Regions from separate parts of the Homo sapiens genome. Here region 1 is linked to region 2. Evidence: chromatin loops called from intact Hi-C (ENCODE). Cell type or tissue: Panc1. All regions are shown on one strand. Links, peaks and the distances in the headings refer to the core of each region. The heading gives the core; the rest is flanking DNA. Region 1 has its middle 6.9 kb from the start of SEMA3E. Region 2 overlaps SEMA3E (semaphorin 3E).

Region 1 (11,399 bases), core at 1,011-9,010, 240 kb after region 2:
GCAAACTCTAAACATTATTTAACAGTAAAATGACATGAAGTTATTTAGAGACTTTTAACCTGGAATGCTTGCATATTTTAAAAGCCAGTCTGATGAGCTACAGACCTAAAGGTTGCTCTAAATGTGATACATTGTACCTTCAAAATTCTCTTTTGCTTTCTTCTAGGATGGAAACAAATGACAAAATAAATAGCAGCTCTTATATGTGTTATCTAATAGTAGGATTATAGGAAAAGTAAATGTGGTGCCTACACCTTTTATTGCAAATTCATGGCTACTCTCACATAGCTGAAATTCTACTTAAGATTGCATAGTGCCTGTCCTAACTCTACTATAGAACTGAGACAATGTGAGACATTACAATCATTTCATTAGTACACAAAATATGCACCTCTAAAGTGTTGACAAGAGAATATATGTTATGAATGCCAAGATCTGTCTTTGGTTTTACATCTCATCCTTCAGATTAAGTTGGAGCAATTTAGAAGTAAATGCCAGAATAATGGGTTGTTTAGATTCCTCAAAATGTGCTTTGGCTTATCTGCCAGTTGTCAATGTCCTTACTTATTTCTTTTAACTACTCTTTATGTCCTTTTACCTTTATCTTTATCCTATAGAAAATATATAGATGATGCCAAAAAATGACTGTTAAGAAAACTATCTATAGTCTCAGTTTCCCCTATGTGGCATTAGCAATGGAATAAAGAGTCTTTGGGACCAAATTAGTCACTTACATCATAAAATAAAACAAGAAGAATCCTCAGAAGTAGAGTCATCAAATAGCTCATCATCTAAACAAGACTTTTTTTGAGAATAAAAGAGGCTTCTATTCATAATTACACACAAATCAATAATACTATAGACAAATCACAACATCAAAATCTGAATCCTTGGGAGCCATTTCTAGATACTCTTGGGAAACATGGAAATAGAAAATTAAAAACAATAACAACAACTGACTCACCACCAACAGTAAGGGAAGAGCTTTAGTGGACTGAAAAACTTTGGAGTTACCAACAATATCAGGTGATGTTACTGTATTTGATTTGAGAGGATCCAGGCTAGCAGTTTGAACAATATCAGACAACAAGGAAAACCAGGGGAGAAGATAAATGCCAATTAGAAAGGAATTGATTGCCAGGTCAAGGGTTTTATTCCAAAATCTCTCATTCTTGCTAGTCTTACATCATTGTATGAAGAGCAATCTCAGTCTGGTAGAAAAAGGAGAAAAATAAAAAAAGAAAATTGGGTACTCATCAGGAGCTGCAGTCTCCCCCATGATGGGTTCCATCACTGGTTCTCCAATTTCAACAGCAGAAAATCAACTAGCTTCTACAACAAGCCCTCCCAGGAGGCAATCCCATACTATCTGCTGTTGAATCAACCTCAGGTACTTGTTGAAGAACAGCTTGCTATGCCCCACCTCATGTTCCCAGTTTGCCTGAAATTTTACGTTCTAAGATTTGTGTTTGACAGATGTTCCTTTAGGGCAGTGTTACCAAAACATTAGGCATCTGTTTACCACATTCACCATTTTTAGTATAACACATAGTATCTGCAATTAAACTTAAATTAATATAAAATGAAACCATTACCTCATAGGCTTCATGTCCTACTTGTATTTTTCAAATACATGCAAAAACCAAACAGTCGTAAAAGTTTGTTTCTACATGACTTAAAATTATCTTGCATACTGTGGGAGACAGTACCTATCAATATTCCTTCAATATCGTATCATCAATATTCATTCCTGGGTATATGGGAGACTATACTTTCCAGCTCCTTGGCAGTCATGTGAATTCACTTGACTAATTCTAGCCAAGGAAATATGAGCAGAAGTGATATGTATCACATCTGGGCTGAGGCAGTGAAATATTCCTAAGAAATCATTTGGTCTTTCTGAAGCCCTTTCTGTGGCAAAAGAGGAGAACTTACCTTGAAATGGTGGCAGGATGAAATTGAATCATCTTACATTACTGAATCACCACTGGAGACAGCTACCCTAGAAAGTTACTCAGACTCACAAGAGACTTTGTATGAATGGGAGGAAACATGTTATGTTAAGCTACTTAGTTTATTTGTTACCACAGCAGAGCGTAGCCTCTCCTGACTAAATGCACACACTGTACCTACTGTGCTTCAGGGAACATGCTTTTGGACAAACTTAGAGCATTAACAAGTTGCTGATGGGGTATTACGGTGTATTCCATTCTATGTGCCACTAAAACTTACTTCAGCAGAAGTTATTCATACAGACAGGCAGAGATGTGGATACTTGAGGGCCAAGTAAGAGGTAAAGTAATTCCCTGTGCCACTTGTAGAATGGGGTGGAATATGCCTTTAGCTTTTCCAGTTGAACATTTACACAAAAATGATGACATATACATTATTTATAGGTGGACAACATTACACAGTACTACATCTGAAGAACATTATGATTAAAAGCATTAAAAAAAACCAAACTATCAAAATAGCAATAATAATTACCCTTTTTATAACTAAACACAGAAATACATAAATTTTATAAATATATAAGGGCTTAAAATACTTAGATAACATAACTTCTCTGTGGTAGTTATGGCATTTCAGCTTCACTAATCTCTCTTCTATTCCTGCTAGCCCTGCTATCCCAATGACCTCCAGTCTGGAGCACCTCAAATGTCCCACCAATAAGACCTGCTGTTGCTGCTGCTGCCGCCATTGCTGCTTCCGGGTTTTACAGTTCAGGACTGCTAATGCTTTTATTGGTCATTCTATTCAGATGCCTTATATCACAGAATTTGTAAAGGATCTAGAGTCTGGATTGACTGTTTCCCACATTCAGTGATTCAGGCAGATAAGGACAGATAACTACATCACTCCTGATTTGTATGCTGCTAAGCGTAGTCCCGGAGAATGGCATTCCATCAATTAGTACCATATACGATCCAATCATTCACCAATCATTCACCCGCCTGAAAGAGGTTTGGCTAATGTTATTTTGATGTTATCATTTGGATGGCTGACAATCCAATAAGTTGGCCTAGTATTTTTCCATTTTTGACCAGCTATTCTAAAAAGCAAAAAAGACTCATAAAATTTTAATGAAATTGCTCTCATAAAATTTTAAAATTCTTTGTTTCCAAATTATACTAGGTTTATTCTCATTTTCTTTTAGGTCTTTAATAATAAAGAAAAGCAGAATAAGCATTTGGAGCCAATATAAGCTTTAATGAACTTTAATCAAAGAGCAGTCATGATTTGCATGCCTTTTCATGGCAAAATGAAATGATTAATTCTGAAAATTCTATAATATACAGGCCCTGGGAGGTTTTCCTATACTCTTCCTTATAGGTTATAGAGAATTCCTTAAAGAGACAGAACTCCAATCAGTTGCTTTAAAAAATCTAACATTCTATTAAAAAAAAAAATCTGACATTCTGAAAAAACACTTCTATAATATGTTATAATTGATGGGTTTCTATGTCTTTTGTTATACATATTTGTGAGTTACTGGTGGCACCAGTGGTGAATTGGTTATAATATGTTACTATTAATCTCAATATCTAGCACTATACTCCAAACTGATTCCACTTTAAAATGAATAAAAATAATGATTACTGTTAACTTTTTGTTTTCTATATGCTAGGCAGCATGCAAGGCATATTCATATAAAATCCAATTAAACCTAGAAAATCACTCGATGCAATAGGTACCATTTTTATTGTCACTTACACAAAACAGAATGTAGGACACAGATGTCAGTAACTTAGTTAGTTGGTTAACTGCTTAGTTAGTAACTTGCCTGAAGAGAAACACCAGTAAGCAGCATAATCGCCATTTTAAACCCAGACACCAGGGTCCATGTTCCAAACATTCCAATTTTTTTAAGAGAATATGATTTAGGAAAGACTTCATAATAGTTATCCAAATACTATACTAGCAGGAACCTATCTTTAATAAATGTTAATAATGAACTATATATAGTTTTAAAATAAAAACCTTTCAAAGCAGTTGGTGCTTCAAAAATCAGTGTCTGTGATTGAACTCGGCAAATAAAGTCCTATATTCCAGGTTGTGTCAGATGGCAGAACATACTCTCTGAGATTTCCAGCTGCACACATATTAGTGATTTGGTTAGTTAATTGAATACCGACCCTTGTAGGCTGTTGGGTTTTGGCTAGTCTTTTAGGCTCGGCAAACACGAATAACAGGATGGCTAAATAACGTAGGCAAAATTATTGAAGAACAAATTCCTAAGGGAACTAAGAAATGTTTTAAGAAAAATTGTCAGCTAATAATGGTTATTCTTATTTCTGGAAATATATATACATAGATAAATACGTAAAGAAATGCACAGAGAGAAAGACAGATATTTCTGGTTATGGTCACAAAAGAAGAAAGAAGTTTCCAAGAAAGGGTTTAAGGGTAATAAATCATTTACACATAGTTACTGATGTTTAGATTATTTTGTCCAAAAGATTCCAACATTTTCAAACAATGTTACCACTAATGTACCTAAACTAAAGACAACATTTTATACTCTGTCCACTTAAGAAATTGACTCACTATGAAACCAATAATAAATGCCATAAACTTCAGTAAAGAAGTTATCCACTGATTTCTTTAATCTTATTCTAGACTTTAATACTGCCCATATTTTTTTTTCTTCCTGGCAATAAGTGATCTAATTGTTTGACAAGCAGTTTCTGAGTTGTATACCTGAAAAAAAAAAAAAAAAAGGATGGAGGGAGGCAGAAAAAAAGAGGAGAAAGAAGAAAGGGAGGGAGGAATGTAAATCATAATTCAGGGTAATATATTTTTAATTTTCCTCTTTTCTTTCCAAGTCTTGAGTCCTCTTTCACATGCTCTGTAATCTCCATTATTTTTCAACTGCCCCTGTTAATGCCATAACCAAACCAGTTGGTATTGTGTGATTTATTCAATAAATATTTATTGAGTTTGTATTATTTGCAAGGCAATCTACACGGGCGTAAGATAACTTAGATACCAAACAGTCTCTTCTTGTTAATTATTTGGAGCACTTCTTTAGTTGTTCAGATTCTCTTGATAGAGGATGAAGTTTCAATTGTTAGCATAAAGTGAAGAAAACAATTATATTCCATCACAAAAGAAGAGGAAGGATTTAGATAAAACCAATGCAATTATCCATTAGTCAGTTGTCAAGAAACTGAGCAAAATGGCCTAATATTGTGTAATATTTTATAGTATTTTCAACTGTCAGACAATTGGCAGAGAGATGTAAAATTTTACACATCACATAAAACTGACAAACTCAATGAATATACCTGTTTTACATTAAAATAAAGAGAAACATACATTAACTTTAAATTTGTGAAGAATATGACTGAAAATAGGAATATTCAAAATAAATTATATTTTGGCTTTGAAAGTGAATTTTATAGTTCAAAGGAATCACAATGAACATGGAGAAAACCTGGCAGAAGGCTTTTGAAGCCTCTTCTCCCCACCCTCCACCACCCCATAAGTACTGCCTCTTCTTAACATCATTCCAAATAGCCATCCATGGAAGAGACAATACATGGAAAAAAGAATGTGATGTTGGTGAGATCCCAAAGATGGAATAAGAAATCTAAAATTGTTATTTTTGCCACCTTTTATTCAGCTTTACTATAATGTATACAAATGATTTGGCAAATCATTTTGTACACGAACCAGATGATTATTGTATATGAGCCAGATTTTACATAAGGAAGGATTTCAGGTGCAGTGCCTTTTTATTTGAATCTGTTGTTTTATTATTGGGTTTATTTTTGATGGGCGGTATAAGTGGTTATTTTGCATTACTAGGTAGTTCTGGCTTTTCATGTTCCAGTGCATAACACTAGCACCATGTGGAGGCCAGGACTGGTACTACATGTTTTCAGTTGTCAAGGAAATATAGTTACAAACCTATTTGTGCTCACAATTTGTTTCTTAAAACAAAAATAAGAATTTGCTTTATTAAATGATAATGTGACACTTTATGTTCTGAAAATAGCTAGTTTTCAAGAATGGGTCTTGCTAGTTAAGGGGGAAAATTTTTAAGTGTTAACAGTAAGAATTCTGTTCAGGAAATACTGCTTAATAAATGGCTCAGACTGTTTAAAAGATGACCATAAATATACCAGAAACAAAGGTGATAGACAAATATGTTTTGTGAAAATGTGTTGATTAAAATCTAGCAAACTCAGTTAAATTTTATAATTTAGAAAACTCTAAATTAAATCAGTCCTGATTTTTAACTATCATGTCTCATACTTAAAGCATCTTTACTGTTACTGTTACGATGAGACAATGATATAATTCCTGCAGGTCCTCTTTGTATAATCACATGTTTATAGTAAGCAATAAATAATGCAAAAATATGAACAAAAAATATAAACTGCTGTAACCTCTAACCTCATTCCTCTTGATTGCCAAAAACTAAAAACAAAATAAAACAACATCTTTCCCTTGAGATCTAAATAGAAAAAATATTTTCAACCTAGAATTTCACTTTGTATTATATAGGACTAAGAAATTATCATGTTTCCAAAGAGAAATTAGTGTATGCATGTAGAGCTATGCCTAAAATTAATTCCAGGAGAATTTCAATGCATTGTTTAATGATCTCAAGGTAGATCACTAATCATTGTTGAGAAAAGTTATAAAAATGGAATTTCAATTAAAACTCTACTGTAAGAAATTTTAATAACTAAGTAAGAAAAGCGAACTAGTATATCATGTTTGTACAATAAAATTGATAAGAGTTATGCAGGGCTAAAATGCAAGAAACAATAATATGTTTTACAAATAAGGGTGAAAATCAAGTTAAAGATTTCCTGAGTGATACAAGTTTTAAATAAGAGTCTACCTTGCCAGTTATTTTCAATGAAGTAAGCTTTACAGTATTAAAATCATGACATATTATTTATTTCCAATGACAGGATAAAAATTTATGGAAATTCATTTAAATTCCCAGAATGCGCTATTTCCTACAGTTTTTCAACTATAACGATATTAACATTGACATTTGATGAAAATCATTCAAGTATAAATTTCCCCATTCTGAATAAGCAATCAAGTTAGTTAAATATTCCTTCTAGAATTTTTCATTTTTTTTCCATTATTCAGTATACAATTTCTTCATATCTTTCCCACATAATCAAATGATTCCTCTTTATTGAATAATTCCCAAACAGCATAGAAAAAATGTAGTTTCCCATCATAAAAATAAATCTCCCCCTAATCTCACTTATCCTCCAGTGAAAGATTCATTTCTGGTTCCAACTTATAGTTAATTTCTTCAAAATACTGTCTATACTCTGTCTTCATTTGTTCACCTCTCATTTTCTCCTGAATCTACTCTATCATTTAGAATTTTGTTTGGTTGCAGGTGGTAGAAAACCCAAACAACAGTGATTTAAATATGACAAATTTGACTTCTCCTTCTTGTAAACACAGTCCTGGGGTAAGTCCAAGGCTGGTGTGCCAGAGTAAGGATCATTACCGACATGAACACTTTCTATCTTGTAGTTGTTTTTCCATCTTCAAAAGGTAGTCTCCATCGCATAGTCCAAACTCTAGCCATCACATCCTTTTTGTGGGCAACAATAATTAAGAATTAATAAAGAAGGGTATAACTATGGCTTGAATGTCCCCTGCTATACTCATGTTGAAATTTAATTGCCATTATGACCGTATTAAAAGGTGGGACCTTTAAGAGGTTACTAGGTCCTGAAGGCTCTGCCTTTATGATGGATTAATGCTATTGTCTTGAGAGTGGGCTCCTGATGAAAGGATGAGGTCAGCCAGCTTTCTTCTCTGTCTTGCTGTCAAACATGTGCACCTCCTCACCATGGATGCCTCCCCCCATGTTATGAGGCAGCAAAAAAAACCCTCACCAGATGTGGCCTCTCAAACTCAACTTTCCTGCCTCCAGAACCATGAGCCAAATAAGCTATTATTAATTAATTAACCAGTCTGTGGTTTGCTATTATAGCAGCGAAAAAAGGACTAAGAGAGTTTTGCCTTCTGCTTTTAAAGACACTTCATAGAAGCCCCCGTGTTCCTGACCTCTAAATTTTTGAGTGCCACAGGATTTAGACCTATGACTTCATCTGTTCTCCATCCATACTCACCCAATATAGCAAATTTGCAATGTGTCAACTTGGCTAAACTGAACCACCTTTCCTAGAGTTCCCTTTTGTGTTTATTTCCAATTTGGCTGAGTCAAAAAGGAGATTCTTGGGAGAATTGAAGGGTGGAAAACAAACAACAGTCATTTTTGTAAAACACACTGGTTGCTTACACGTTGGTTTCAGTGGCAGCTTTCCGGCCTGCCACTGCTACACCTTCCAAGGAACCTCCTTCAGCGTCTCTGTCTCCTAGACCAGGCGTGTGTCTTTAACTCCATGACTAAGGGCTCCAGCTTCTGCAGGACACCCACATCACCAAAATCAGAGGCGACAAGACCTGATACTGGTTTTCGTCTGTCTTCATTGGGTTCTTATTCATTGTTCATGCATGGAGGTTTTAGCTTGTTCTTTCTCTCTTTCGTTTTGTAAGCTTCTTTTCTGACTACCCACCCTCTGTACAACAAGCTGTATTGTTAGGCAGGAACATAACTACCTTATAATGACTTATTAATCAGCTTCCAAAAATGTATAATTTGAAATCCTTATGACAAATCCATATTTATCTTCTAGGGAAACTGCTTCTTCTATTGAACCCTGACTAGTACACCCTCTAGAAATCTTATCCAAGACCATGGTTTTTCGTAACATCAAAGTGCTGAGGATCCCAAATTTATACAAATAAACTCAACCATTCAACCCTTTCCACTAAATTACAGATTTTATATCCACTTGCCTTCCAGATATCTCCACTTGCATGTTTAATAAGCATCTGTACCTTAATATGTTCTGGTTTCTAACCTGCCCTTTATTCCCTCCATCTATAAACCTACTTCCACCCTCTAAATAAATGAACACATCTAGGTCCCTTCCCACAAATGCTCTTCTGCTCCATGTCAATTAGGATAAAAATAAAATCCTTATAGTTGTCTAGGAAGTCTTTCTTGATGCGGACTCCTACTATATCTTTGACCTTATCTATCATTTTCTTTCTCCCTCACCCCATTCAAGACACATTGAGTCCCTTGATAATTCTCAACCTAGGTAAGCGTTCTCCCACTTCAGGGCCTTTGTGCATGCTGTTTTCTCTGGCTAGAAAGCTCATCCCTCAGAAATACATGTTTTACTCGTAGTAACTCTAAATTTTTATTGGAAGTCAAAAAGTTAAGAAAGTACAATTACTAAGAAAATAAATGCTGAATATAATTAATTGTAATGTATAATGCTAAACACTAATTTCAACTATCTACAAGTATCTGTAATAATGATTTTAGCTGGAAAGAATTTTTTAAACCAATATTTAGAGTAAAAGAGCATATGTTGAATCCTGGTTTAATACTATGTGGCTCAGTGATGCCCATGATCAAAATATTTAACTTTTTCTGAGCATTATTTTCTATCACCTGTATCATAGATGTAGTAATACTAACTTAAGTAGAATACATATTTTGAAACCCATATGATTATACTCAAACTTTTTATATACAAATATTTCTATATTTTTATATGTTCTTCATGTTAATGTTAGCATATTCAAATATTTAAATAGGTTTTCCTGTTTCAATTTTTGGGTTATGAAAAGGTCTGCATGAAAGTTTATAAATATGTTAGTTATTTTATTTGTACCATTTGAACAGTGGGTTATTTTTTTTTCCTTAAAAACTACTTCCTGGCTGGGCACAGTGGCTCATGCCTGTAATCCCAGGACTTTGGGAGGCTGAGGCGGGCAGATCACAAGGTCAACAGATCGAGATCATCCTGGCCAACATGGTGAAACCCCGTCTCTACTAAAAATACAAAAATTAGCTGGGCATGGTGGTGTGCGCCTGTAGTCTCAGCTACTCAGGAGGCTGAGGTAGGAGAATCACTTGAACCCGAGAGGTGGAGGTTGCAGTGAATGGAGATCGTGCCACTGCACTCCAGCCTGGCAACAGAGCGAGACTCCGAAAAAAAAAGAAAAAAAAAAACAAACCTGCCTCCTGTAGGTACTTATGACAATAACATAAAAAGCATAATTGATTTTTCAGGATTGAAATAGCTTAGCTCTTGTATTATTCCTAATGTTTCATATTTTCAAAAGCATTGCTGTAAATACAGAATGTCTCCTGTGTACTGCTGAAGAGATGTAAGTAGCAACCTAATACCTCTTTATTCTCATTAATGAAATGAACGACCTCTGCAGAAAGACAGTATACTCTTTCAGAATAAAAGAAAGTTATTATCTCATCAGAACCTTTAGATTACTTACCTTTTGACTTTCTTTCAATCCATCAGCCTCTCTTATCTTTACTTTCTCCTTATCCTGCTGAGAGTCTAACATTTCCCTATTTCAATAATGCTATTGCCAATAGCCTAAACTACTTAGTCCCTCTCTCTTATTCTTCAACCATCAGGCAAAACACAAGCTCTGGATTAACATGATTATCTAATGACATGGTTTAGCTTTGTGTCCCCACCCAATTCTCATCTTAAATTTTAATCCCATAATTAATACCCAAGACTAGGTAATCTGTAAAGAAAAGAGGTTTAATTGACTCACAGTTCTGCATGGCTGGGGAGACCACAGGAAACTTACAATCAGGATGGAGGGCACATCCCCACAGGTAATGAGGAGGACCCGGTGGGAGGTCACTGAATCATGGGGGTGATTCCCCCATACTGTTCTCATGATAGTGAGTGAGTTCTCACAAGATATGATGGTTTTATAAGCATCTGGCACTCCTTTTCTCTCCTGCCACCTTGTGAAGAAGTGCCTTCCATCCTGCTTGTAAGTTTCCTGTGGTCTCCCCAGCCATGCAGAACTGTGAGTCAATTAAACCTCTTTTCTTTATAGATTACCTCGTCTTGGGTATTTCTTCATAGCAGTGTGAGAACGGACTAATACCTCTGCTTTCTCTATGTCTAGACAGAAAGTAGCTAGGCATTGTCTCAAAAAGTCATGACAAGGAGGATGGATATTACACTGAAGGTATAAACAGTAACTCACTTGGGCTCTCTTCACTGTCTAGCAAATTTAGGATCTTTAGCTATTAAACTCATAGTCTCACTCTTCTTGGTACTTTTTCCCAAAACATTCCTTCTCAAATGTGTAAGCTACCCTTCCGCAAAATCTTTCCTCATTTATAGCATATAACCTAGATGTCTATTTCATAGAAAAAGCTAAAAACGTAACTGCATATATGCTTTTGTTTCCTGCACACATTTCTGTTGATTAATTGTTGATTAAGGAGGGATGTGGTATCCCTCCTTCATCTGCCATTGATATTTCTAGCTATAGGTTGA
Region 2 (11,399 bases), core at 1,748-9,747:
TGTGTCAATTCCATTCATTCCTGGTACTGAGCAAACGAGTCTCGCTTTTAGGAAAGTGCTCCACTTATTCACCAGTATTCTCTGCCCTCCTACATCATTCTGTGAAAACCAAAAAGGAGGTAAATAGTTACCTAAAGAATTTCGACCAACCACAGATTTCATATTATTAAACATGCAGTTGCCAAGAGTTATGACTTTTTTATTTAACTAGGAAAATTTGGCATAATTCTCAAGTAATGTCATAGGTGCAACTCCCCATAATTTGGATTTTTATTTTTTTTTAGGTTTCTTCATTCGGCCTTGTCAGTGCACTTTCACCCTGATACAGTAAATATATTTTGCAGATATTAAACAATATTAATACTGCAAACTCTCCTAAATAGAATAGTGGAGAGATACAGTAATCATGATTATTACTTTGTTCATAAATAATTTGCCTCTCTCAGGAATATAGAAACACCCATTTCTTTTCTTCCTTTAACAAAGGAAGAAAGCTTTTCAAGAAAGTTTGAAATACACACACAACACCCATACTATATATGTATATAAATATATACATACACCACACACACAATATATATATGCACACATATTTATATGTAAATTTATTTTCGAACATCTTCTTAAATGGCAAGGTAACTTTACATTTGTAATTTTATTTGATTCTCTCAATATATGTTGCTACTCCTATTGGTTTTAAATGTTCCCAAACAACCTCTCTAAATATTCAGTAAGTTACAGATGGCTTTTTTAAAAATAATTTTAACCAACCGAATTGTTCAAACATAGCTATGTATATTATTTGTACTGTGTACTAAAGGAATAAAAAAGGTTTTGATCAAATTCATTAAGAAAAATAAAGTTCAAATTTCTGCATGGGAAGAAGGACAGTCTAATCATAGACGATTTCTTCTTGGTATAGCTTCAAAAATGGGGAAAATCATGCAAAATACAAGGTCCTTTTAAGATACACCTTTCACTAGATATGAAATGTAGAGGTTGGTATAGTAAATATCAATTGTAGGCAGTCTAAAGAATACTAGAAAATATTTAAAAGTAGAAACTTACTATAAACTTAATAAAGGCCTGACCATAAATTGTGAGATAAGCAAGCATAATGAGAGAGAAAGCCTCACCACACAGAGTCGCCCGACCCTGGTGTAAATTGCGTGAGCATTGTTTTCTGCCTCCAGTGCCTTCTCAGTAAAAAAGAAATATACTTTGTTGTCATCTCTGTCTTCATTGTCAGGAATCATGTATGAACCTACAAATTTTGGTTCTATAGGAGCAAAAAATAGGAGAAAAAGTGAAATAGATATTACAACTAAATGCTAACAAGTTATTCCAATAAATTGTATATCATCTGAATCCTTAAGTTTAACTTTCACCATTTCATAAAGAAATATTTTTCTTGAATTTTTTTACCAAACATTAAAAACTATGTTGATATCTCCACTTTATTTGCATATTAACAGCCCTTTTAGAAATATTACAAGAATATTTAATTGGAAAATAAAAGAATCCAGGAGAGAAGAAGAATTTCAAACAACATGCAATGCGAACTTAAAATGCATTCAGGAAAGAGCAGATTGGGAGCACAATGAAGACAAATCTCTACAAATTTCCTCCCATTGTAGGTAAAAACTAAATGTAAGTATAAGTAACATATTAAAGTAAATAAATCTATCATAATTTATTTTTAATTCATAAATGATCTACCAGTATAGCGCATAGATCATTTTAGTTTCAAAGTAGAAAATTTATTTTACGTTTTTGGGATTGTAGTCCAAGAGATTTGAATAAATGTTCTTTGATATGGTATGTAAAATATATGAATGGTATCATCAATGACTATGCATTTTAAAGCTTAATAAAAATGTGGAAAGTAATTAAAATGCTCACCATAAAACAATATTCTAGCACCTCCATATACCAGTGTGCCAAAATATAAAACTTACTTCTTACAAAGAACTCTGTATCAATGAATGTCTAGTGACTTTCCTAGAGTTTTGTCTCTAAAGTCTAATGCAATCCTATTAAAACAAGCAAAGCAGGGCAATCAATTCATCAAAGATTATATCAATTGATAAAAGTAGACAAAACAGCTTATTGGATGATGGACTTTTCACTTTTCATACATTTGTTTTGTTTTCCTTATTCAAATACTGATTTCTAAGCATTGCTCGGAAGGTATACTGATTTTATAATTAAGCCAATCAATTTTGATAGAAAATGATGTACATATATTATATACAATATTTTAATTCAAGAATGTTGCTAGTAAAACATTCTGAAATTTGTAAAGGAATTGTATTTATATTCTTATTATTATCAAAATGGCAACATTTTCCGTAAGTTTTAGAGTTGATTTCAATCCTAATTCACATACTCTTTTCCTCATCCTTACCTTTCAACAGACGCTCATCGTCATGCTCAGTGCGGATATGGGCCAGTCGCCCCATGCTGCGGAAGATCGCAGCGTCTCTGCTCCAGTAGTCACTGTAGAGTCCAGCAAACAATTCACTACCTACACGGGAGCATCAGTAAAAAAGAAGTCAGTATTTGTTAATATGTTAACAAATTAAACACATCCAAATTTAATATGTGTATCTATAATATGTACTTTATGACATTAATACTATTGCTGTTAGGAGCATGGATGGTATAGTAAGACTCCCAGGGTTTGAGTCCAGAGTCTGTCACTTACTAGGTGTGAACTTGGGCAAGTTGCTAAGTTCCCTGTGCCTCAGTTTCCTCATTTAGAAATTAGAAAAGTAATTGCATTCAGTAAGATAGTTAAGAGCAAAGCACTTGGAAGATCAGCTGGTAAATAGTAAGACCTATATGAGTTTTTGGTAAATACCTTGGCTTCATTTATTTTCCTAGACTTCTTTTAACCTCCCTATCATCAGGGCTTTATCATTATGATTGTTATTGTGATGATTACAGGTTTTATATGTCAGTCAGCTAATTCAAATCCTTCTTGTAACAAGATACTGCTATCATGAATATGATTTTAGTGTGGGAACAACAAAGTCTAACAAAGATGATATAATCCAATCAGTTGTCATTCAATTTGTAAATTTGTGGCTCAGTCAGATAGGAAGGATATAAAAAGCGCTCAAAATTTAATCAGACAGTCAACAAAATGATTGAAGGAAGTTAGTTGCAACATGTGGTGGCAGTCACAGTCTTAAAATCAGACTGAGAAATTACATAATGTATTCAGGGTCTCAGGAAATAACCATGTGTCTTTTGAGTAAGAAAAAAGACATTAAAATAACTTAAGGGAGAGTATAACTTGAACTCCAGGAAGATCAATAGCTCTGAAGCATAGGGACTTAGAATCCTTTCCCAAAACTCACAAGAGGTAATCAGTGTGCCCATCAGTTTTACCAGAAGGATGTCCTGGCCATACCCGGCTCAGTTGTCCTGTCTGGAGCAAAAATCTCTGGCCAAGAAACAAATGATAACAGCAGATTGCTGGAAACAGCAACCTCAAAGCAAAGTGGTAAAATTGTTTTCTTAATGAGTGGCATATAACATTGGTCTAGTTCTAAAACAGATATGATTATTATATTACATAGTACTAATGCTTTTTTGTTAAGTTTGCAATGTGTATGCATACACATATTTAAAATGCTTTAAAGGTTAAGAGATTTCAAAATTAATTGTATTTCCAACTTAATATATCTAATTATGTAATTAATTTTATAATTAGGATTATTAAAGTTGCAGGTATAAGAATTTGACCAAATATATAAACAGAATTTAAAAGATATTGAATACTTTATTTATAAATTTTATTTATTAGAACTTTAAAAATTGTTTAATTATTTATGAAGGACTTTTTTCCCAAGGTAAGGTCTTTAAAGCTTTGGAAAACTTCAGAAGTGTAAGCATTTTTGTATGATTTAACATTTGAGAAAATGATCAATTAAATTATATATAAGACAAATTAAAAGGAAGTTTATTTTCAACTTGCATTAACTATTAATATTTTAAAGGTAAAGATGATTGCTTTTGTTATACCAAATTTAGAATAATATGATATAAATTAAACTCAAAGATTAAAAAAATAAGCTTTAGAAGTACTACTATAATAGTCTTTTTCATTTTAAAAAGATAAATAATTCTAATTAGTTTTTCTCTGTTCACAAAATCCTCTATGGATGCCTAAAACACTCTATGAGATACAAATAAATACAATCTATGGTTTCCAAAAAAGAATTCATTTTAAAATTATATATTCTAAATGAGAGAGGAAAAAGTAAATGTGTCAGAGTGTTAACAATTGGTGAATCAAGGTAAATGGTATACAGGTGTTAATTTTAGTTTTACTTCAAATTTCTTTGTATTTGAAAATTTTCAAGATCACAGAGTTTTTAAAAAGATATATTTGTTGAGTTCTTCTAGTATATTCAACTTACGCTAAGTGAGAGGTATGATGTAAGGAAAATAACAAAAACTAAATGACTATTTAAATCTGGACTTAACAATATATAATTTGGTAGAGAAAAGTTATGTTAGAACTCTTAAGCATATCATGTTATTTGATAATAGAAAGGGAAAAGATTAACATAATTTTTTATCAAAGTCATTTAATTAGTGCTGTCTTTCCCAGAAATTTTATGTCTATGTTTGAAGAAGTAGTATTTTGAGACCAAATGCATAAATGCATTCAGTGGTTAGGAATATGACCTGTTACCTGGAATTCAGTCTGCATTATTTGAACATGGATAAAAGAGAGTCATTAAAAGGACTTTGGAATCATCAACTCTATGGCATAAACAACCAAGTTGACACTTAAAAAAATTGACTATTAACACATGAGTGAGGATTTCTCTGAAATATTTTTGTTTTTAATTATTATAGTTGAGTTATGTTTACCACACCAAATATAAAGACCAGCTTGTTAAATGGTTGAAAATATAATTTATTTCGCTACTGTGGGCTGGTCTGAATCTTTAATGTATAATGGGAATGAAGATTAGATTTCTTTAAAATCATGAGTTTTCTATTCTTTACATTTTTAATATTTGATTTTATATCTTAAAGTATTTTAGACTTTGATAATTGAAAATATTTTTATGGGAAAATAATATTTATATTAGTACACTTCGATTTTAATGGATTTATCCTAATTTGGAACATTGTTTCAAAATTATCGTTTTAACCAATGCTATAAAATTAACAAACAAGTATTCCTTGGAGCCACTAGGTGGCAGCCCTATGATGCTAGATAATACCATATTCAGAGACAATTCTCTGCACAAGAGAAAAAATAATGTATTCTCAATGTTACCCAGTTTCCCATTTTGCACTCAGGACAGAGAAAATTGTGAGCAATTCCCATAACACAATATGAACTGTATGACTTGAATTTCAAAGACACTATATAGGTGCTAAAAACTGTAAGCAACGTAAATAGAAACAAATGTGTTTCTGTTGGAAATGTTAGGTTTTCCTCAGAAGGGAGAGATATTCCTTTCATATCTTCATATCAATGCAAATTTAAAAAAATTCATAGTAATTGATAATAATTATGTTTAGCAAAATACTTTCCTAAGAAAATTAGAAAAGAAAGACAACACATTAGTGAAAAATAAATAATAATATTAATAAAACCTTAGGTAAAATAATACCTAATAGTAATTAAGTAAGCAAAAATACTGGGCATTATTAAAATTTTTAATACAATTTGTAGGAAATACATAGTCTCTAATTAAATTTATTATAACTATTTGGTATCAGAAAAGTTGTGAATCAATACATTGATCTTTTACAGAATGCAAAAATAACATCTAGATAAATCATATTTTCATGGATTAAAATAGGAAAACATTTTATAAAAAGATTAAAATACCTTTTAGGGCTTCAGTTATAACAGAAGAACTATCTAAGGATTTAGTTTTCTATGTCTATGGAGATGGGCGAGTTTAACAACTTCTCACACTCAACAATAGTCTTTATATAGAGAAGAAAGAATAGTAGAAATAGTTCTGCAGTGGAAATCTGGCAAGCCAAGTCTCTAGCTCAAAATCTGCTGTTTGACCACCACAAACTGCTCAAAATCTCAAGGTCTCAGTTATCTGCAGAATCAAAGAGACTGCCATGTAATTCTCGGAAACTGCCAAGCTTTTATGTTCTCTCTGCTCTTTGGCCTAGAATTCCACACCTCTCTTCTCACTTCACCTTCCTTTTGCCTGGTTATTGTCCGCTTTTTCCATGACACCTTGTCTGGCCAAACTTTTTTAGTGTAGTGGTTCCTAGTGCCACTGTAGCTCTGGTACCTATTTCTATCCTACTGCTCATCCAACTATATTTTTATTGACTCCTTGTGTGTTTGAAATGATGCCTCATTAATGTCTGAAATACAAAAAATGCTCAATAAATATCTGTTGAATCAAAGAATGGCTTAATGAGTTCATAATTAAATATATCAGAAGTTCCTTTCAGGGTTTAAAAAAGGTTATGAAAGGCTGTGAAGTGTCAACAATCAGGGCCAGGTGCAGTGATTCTCGCCTGTAATCCCAGCACTTTGTGCAGCCCAGGCCGGAGGATCGCTTGAGTTCAGATGTTCAAGATCAGCCTGGGCAACATAAAGAGACCCCCATCTCTACAAATAATAATAATAATGATAAATAATAAAGTAGCTGGGCATGGGGGCCTACACCTGTGGTCCCAGCTACTCAGGAGGCTGAGGTGGGAGAATCTCTTGAGCCAGGCAGGTAGAGGCTGCAGTGAACTATGATTGTGCTACTGCACTCCAGCCGAGCCAGACCCTGCCTAAAAAAAGATAAAAAAAAAAAAAAAAACACACAGGATAAGATCTTAACTTTTAAAAACTGTTTCAGAGAGAAAATATCAAACGAAAGAAAAGGCTATTGGGAATTTACGTGGATAACAAATTTGAATTTTTGTTCCTTGAGGGCCTTACGTTATTAATTTTAATAGATTAAAACAGGAACTCTATTTTTTTCAAAAATTGATCCCCAAGAATTTCAGCCCAAAGGACATTATATTGTGATTAAAAGAGTGTGTCAACACTAAATTGCTTATGTGAAAGAAAATAAGACAATCATTTGACTCTTTGAAATAGATAAAAACACATTCTTTATATTAATTCTAAAATGTGTAACTAAAATACTTTTCTATATAACTCCTTTTTTTTACAATGTGAACTCTAGTTGAAGTTTTAATTAAATCCATTGCATTGCCTTAATATTTTATGGAACGTATCAAGAGTTTTGTTCATGGACTATATATTATCTGAGTTTTTATTTACCATGTTGGATTTTAATTGTATAACAAGAAAAATTCACAGTAGTGTTTCATGACCTTCTTATCTTGTTAAGTTTTACTCAAGCATTGCTTCTGTTTATGTTATAAATGTATGTTATGCAAATCTAAATAATGTGAAACATATTTGCCTCATGGAACAGCATATGGCTAAAGACTGATTTAGCTGCCTCACTTTATAACTGAATTTTATAATTTTGTTAGAACATTATTCTATTGTGGATGGACTGTTTTGCAGAATCACTATGACATGCATAGCTACAAAGAGAAACAAAATGCACTTGGGAGGATGAGGATGGATGAAAATGACTCACATATTTCAACATCCCGGTTCACACTCACATTCTGCTTAGGATGCTGAAAGAAACCAGGAAGAATGTGAGATTCTGAATGTGTGATTTTATTAGGCATTTAGCTGTTGTTTGGGCTTTCGGTTTATTTTGGTTTGGGAAGATGATTAGCACTAGCTCTCAATGTTAAGAAGGTGGTTTTGAGGCATGAAGGAACAATAAAAATATCTTTTGAATCTGTTTATTTGTGTGTGCCAGCACCCATGGCTGTACTCTTGAGTTTTCTTGGTGGCAAACCAATGATATTGATACCATGAGGGTTAAAACAGATTCTCAAAGGAGAGAATATAAGTGGGGAATTGAAGAGTGGGGCTTTTTTCTTAGTCCTTTACCTCTTTTCGTTGTGACGGAACCATAAGTAAAGTATTCAAATAGCTCCTCAGAGACTAGCAGTCATGGCCAGAAGCTACAATAAGCATGTGGATAATGGGCATTCTGCCAAGTGAGAGAGAGAGCGAGCAGCAGCATTGGATAAGAAATTATAGATATTCTTTAGGGACAGGAAAGTGGTAAGGGAATAACCTGAAGTCTATGTTTCTATATAGTTGAGGTGAATTCAAAACACGAGGCAACACATTTGCTTATTATGTTTGTAGAACTTACCATTATAAAGACAAATATTCTAACTTCATTTATAATTTTTTCATTTATTTTTCTAATAAATGACCTTACTTTGTGCCAGTTTATTCCCTGAATGCAAATATAGTTAATTAAAAATAAACAATTATTTATTTAAAATGTTTTAATATTATTAACAACTTGAAACAATAACTTAAATTTTCTCTGCATGCATTCTAACTCCCATTCATTCAATTGACATTGACTTTTAATTTACAAAATTCATAATAAGGATATATATTCACAAAGGTATTATTATTATGGATAAAAGCTCAGTCAGGAAGAGGATTTCAGTGGCTGTAAACTTTGTAGTTTTATTTGCTGAAAAAAGTAATAGAAAAAAAGTGTAGGAAAAATTCATGGACTATAAAATGTCTTATTAGTGATTATTTGTTAAAATAAAATTCATGGACTATAAAATATCTTATTAGTGATTATTTGTTAAAATAAAATTTAGTGTGCATTTACTTTGAAAAGCATCCCTAAAAATACTCCAACAACAAAGTTAATCCTTTCAAAGCAAAGTTTCAAAAGGTACATGACAAATCAGGGTGTTTTTTTCCCCAAACTCTAGCTACATGTGTCTTATCATACCTTAGGCATTTCAGTAATGGTAGGATTAAATTATACCTGGAATTGGTAATACAACTATGGGTCAGAATAAAATTTAAAAATAAAAATGGCTATAGAATTAAAAGGAGAAACTATGGGGGACTGTAACGTTACTGAAGATATTATCAACTTAATTAGAATATTGCAATAGTATGTCAAATATAACTGATAAAAAGAGTCAGCAAAAATATTTGCTTCTTGGCCAAAATGACACATGACATAAAGAACACTGTTTCCTGGATTTTTATTTGGCCACTTACCAAACTTAATAATTTAGTAGCAAGATAATTACTAAGTATATTTGGATGATTTGAAAGGCATGGATACGCAATGCAGCAATTCATTATACTGAAAAATTTATTGTTTCAACAAGCTGCTTTTAAAATCAAGTTGTAATGCCTTGTCTTCCTCAGACAGTTACTTAAAACCACTTCAAATACAGTAGGAGTAATCACACTGGAGGAAAACTTGGCCAAACATGCAGAAATATGGCACCTGAGATATGAGCTGATATGCTACCAATATAAATTGTGTTACTACAAAGACGCATTGGAAGAGCAAGCCTATTTAATATATGATTTCATTTTGATTAGTTTCTGAATATATATGACATAGTTCAGTTAGAAGCTTGTTTTTACTCCTTAAATCCTTTGTCGCATAGAATTATTACAAGCTATCAAGTTTTCATTTCTAAGTTAGATTATAAATGAAATAAAAATGTGCTTTATAACTTGTCTTTCATCTATCAAATAAGCTTTAATATTTATTCAATTTTTTATTAACCTCTTCTTCGTATGAACTTAAGTCAACTGAATTTAAGTTAACTGAATTAAAATTGTATCTAAAATTAGGAAATTACATAGAAAATTCTCTAATTTGCAAGCACCATTTTTTTTTAGGTCAAGCAGCTTTATGAGTATGCTACCAGTTTCAGTGTTTTATCATTAAATTTGTCTTCATGTGAACAGACATTAAACATTGTGTGACATATAATTAACCATGAAACTAAGAAGTAGCAATAATCTAACGATAGTCATCTTTTTGCTGGAGGCTTGTCTTAACCCATCAGCAGAGAACATGTGTGGTCACAAAATACCCATTAATACATTCTTTCACAGTCAGAGTAAGTTCTACCGAGCTTGCCAAATTCCAACTCAGGTAGCTTCATTTTTCCAGCCCACATTCCTGCTGCTTTTTCAATTGGGTGAATTATTTTCACTTCCTCTCTTTTAAAGAGTTTCTGGCTCACATAGGTTATCAGGTTTCCATCCAGTGGCTGCTGCATTTCCACAGTGAGTGAATGATCTCTCCAAGGTACTTTGGGATGAAAGTGAGTGGATAAATGTGAAGAATTATATTTTTATTTCTTCTCTTTGGAGGGATTATTCTATAACTTTTGTGTTTAGCTTGGAGGGCTCCTTTGATTTGATTTCTCTTCGAAATAAGCGAAACAGCCACCCAGATGGCAAGCACTTCAGATTTCAGCATAGTGTAATTTGATTTGGAGGTTCAATGAAACTCACTTAGAAATGTCCCTCCAGTAATATTTCCCCTCTTAGAAATTTAACTTTTAAATTCTTGGCTTCATGCAGAAACAAACTCCTAGGGAGGCTGAGTAGTGAGTGGCAAGGTGGTCATAGAAATTATTATTAACTCTTTAAATGAAATGTTAAAAAATAATTTGCCTTCTAATATTCTCAGGATTTCACTATAGAAGCAGCATATACTGTGTAATTTTTAATTTCCAATTCCCTTTTTATGATTCTTATGAATAATATTCCAAAATTAATTTTGCATTTGTTTAGGAACCTCAGTAAGAATTACATTTAGTATTTATAGGAGACTTAGTCTTTGCAAGATACTATATGGCACAAGAAAGATAAGAAAGTCTCTTTTTTTCAAACATATTAAAATCTTTATGAAGAAAAATTCACTAACAACTTCAGAAAAAGATGGTGTGAGACTATGAGATACATAAATTTTAATGTATATTCTGTCAGTTGCATTGGAATTTCTTGCATTTATGGACCTGGCATCCCCCAAAAGTGTTATTCCTAAGGTTTTGATTTTACCAAGTCTAACCTGACTTAGGCAACCCTTTTCTCATATTTAAAGTCTTCCTTTTTTTAATACTCTGTTTATACACACACACACACACACACACACACACACAGGGAGAGAGAGAGAGAGAGAGAATTGGTAGAGAAACTCAAAATATTTCAAATTAATATTTTCTCTTTAATATTTATTTTTCTCAAATATTGTACCTCTTTATTCAAGCCCCTGAAGAACTTAATTACTATATAATTCTCATTTTATAGCCTTGTCCAATTATGAAGCTGAAGTAAATCAAACTTTTCCCATTAATTAGAGTTAACATGAGGTGTTTGCTCTATAAATACATAGGTTTTAAAAAGCTTTACTTTTTTACACCTGAGAACCAGATGTAGGGAATAGAATGCAAGACCCATCAAAATAAACTGACTTGAATATGTTTAGGGAACACAGATTCTCAAG

Evidence for each region. Hi-C counts contacts between places; a loop is a spot of excess contacts. Peaks named below come from ENCODE experiments on the same cell type or tissue, not always from the same donor. Only the 100,000 strongest peaks of a DNase experiment are listed, where the experiment ranks them.
Region 1: it touches region 2 in a loop (10-fold over the local background); 76 of 110 quality-filtered maps call a loop at or near these places.

What each region holds. Positions count from the first base shown.
Region 1 is chr7:83,650,303-83,661,701 of GRCh38, forward strand. No RefSeq gene overlaps it. Among named protein-coding and RNA genes, the nearest start is that of SEMA3E, 6.9 kb to the left of the region's middle. In Panc1, for the core only: CTCF peaks have their summits at 5,859 and 6,084; a DNase peak (open chromatin) is centred at 5,849; H3K27ac peaks cover 240 bases.
Region 2 is chr7:83,405,961-83,417,359 of GRCh38, forward strand. SEMA3E (semaphorin 3E) reads right to left here. Exons shown (of 17, transcript NM_012431.3): 6 at 2,408-2,527; 7 at 1,137-1,279; 8 at 1-99. Among named protein-coding and RNA genes, the nearest start is that of SEMA3E, 240 kb to the right of the region's middle. In Panc1, for the core only: CTCF peaks have their summits at 5,273 and 5,475; a DNase peak (open chromatin) is centred at 5,231; H3K27ac peaks cover 860 bases.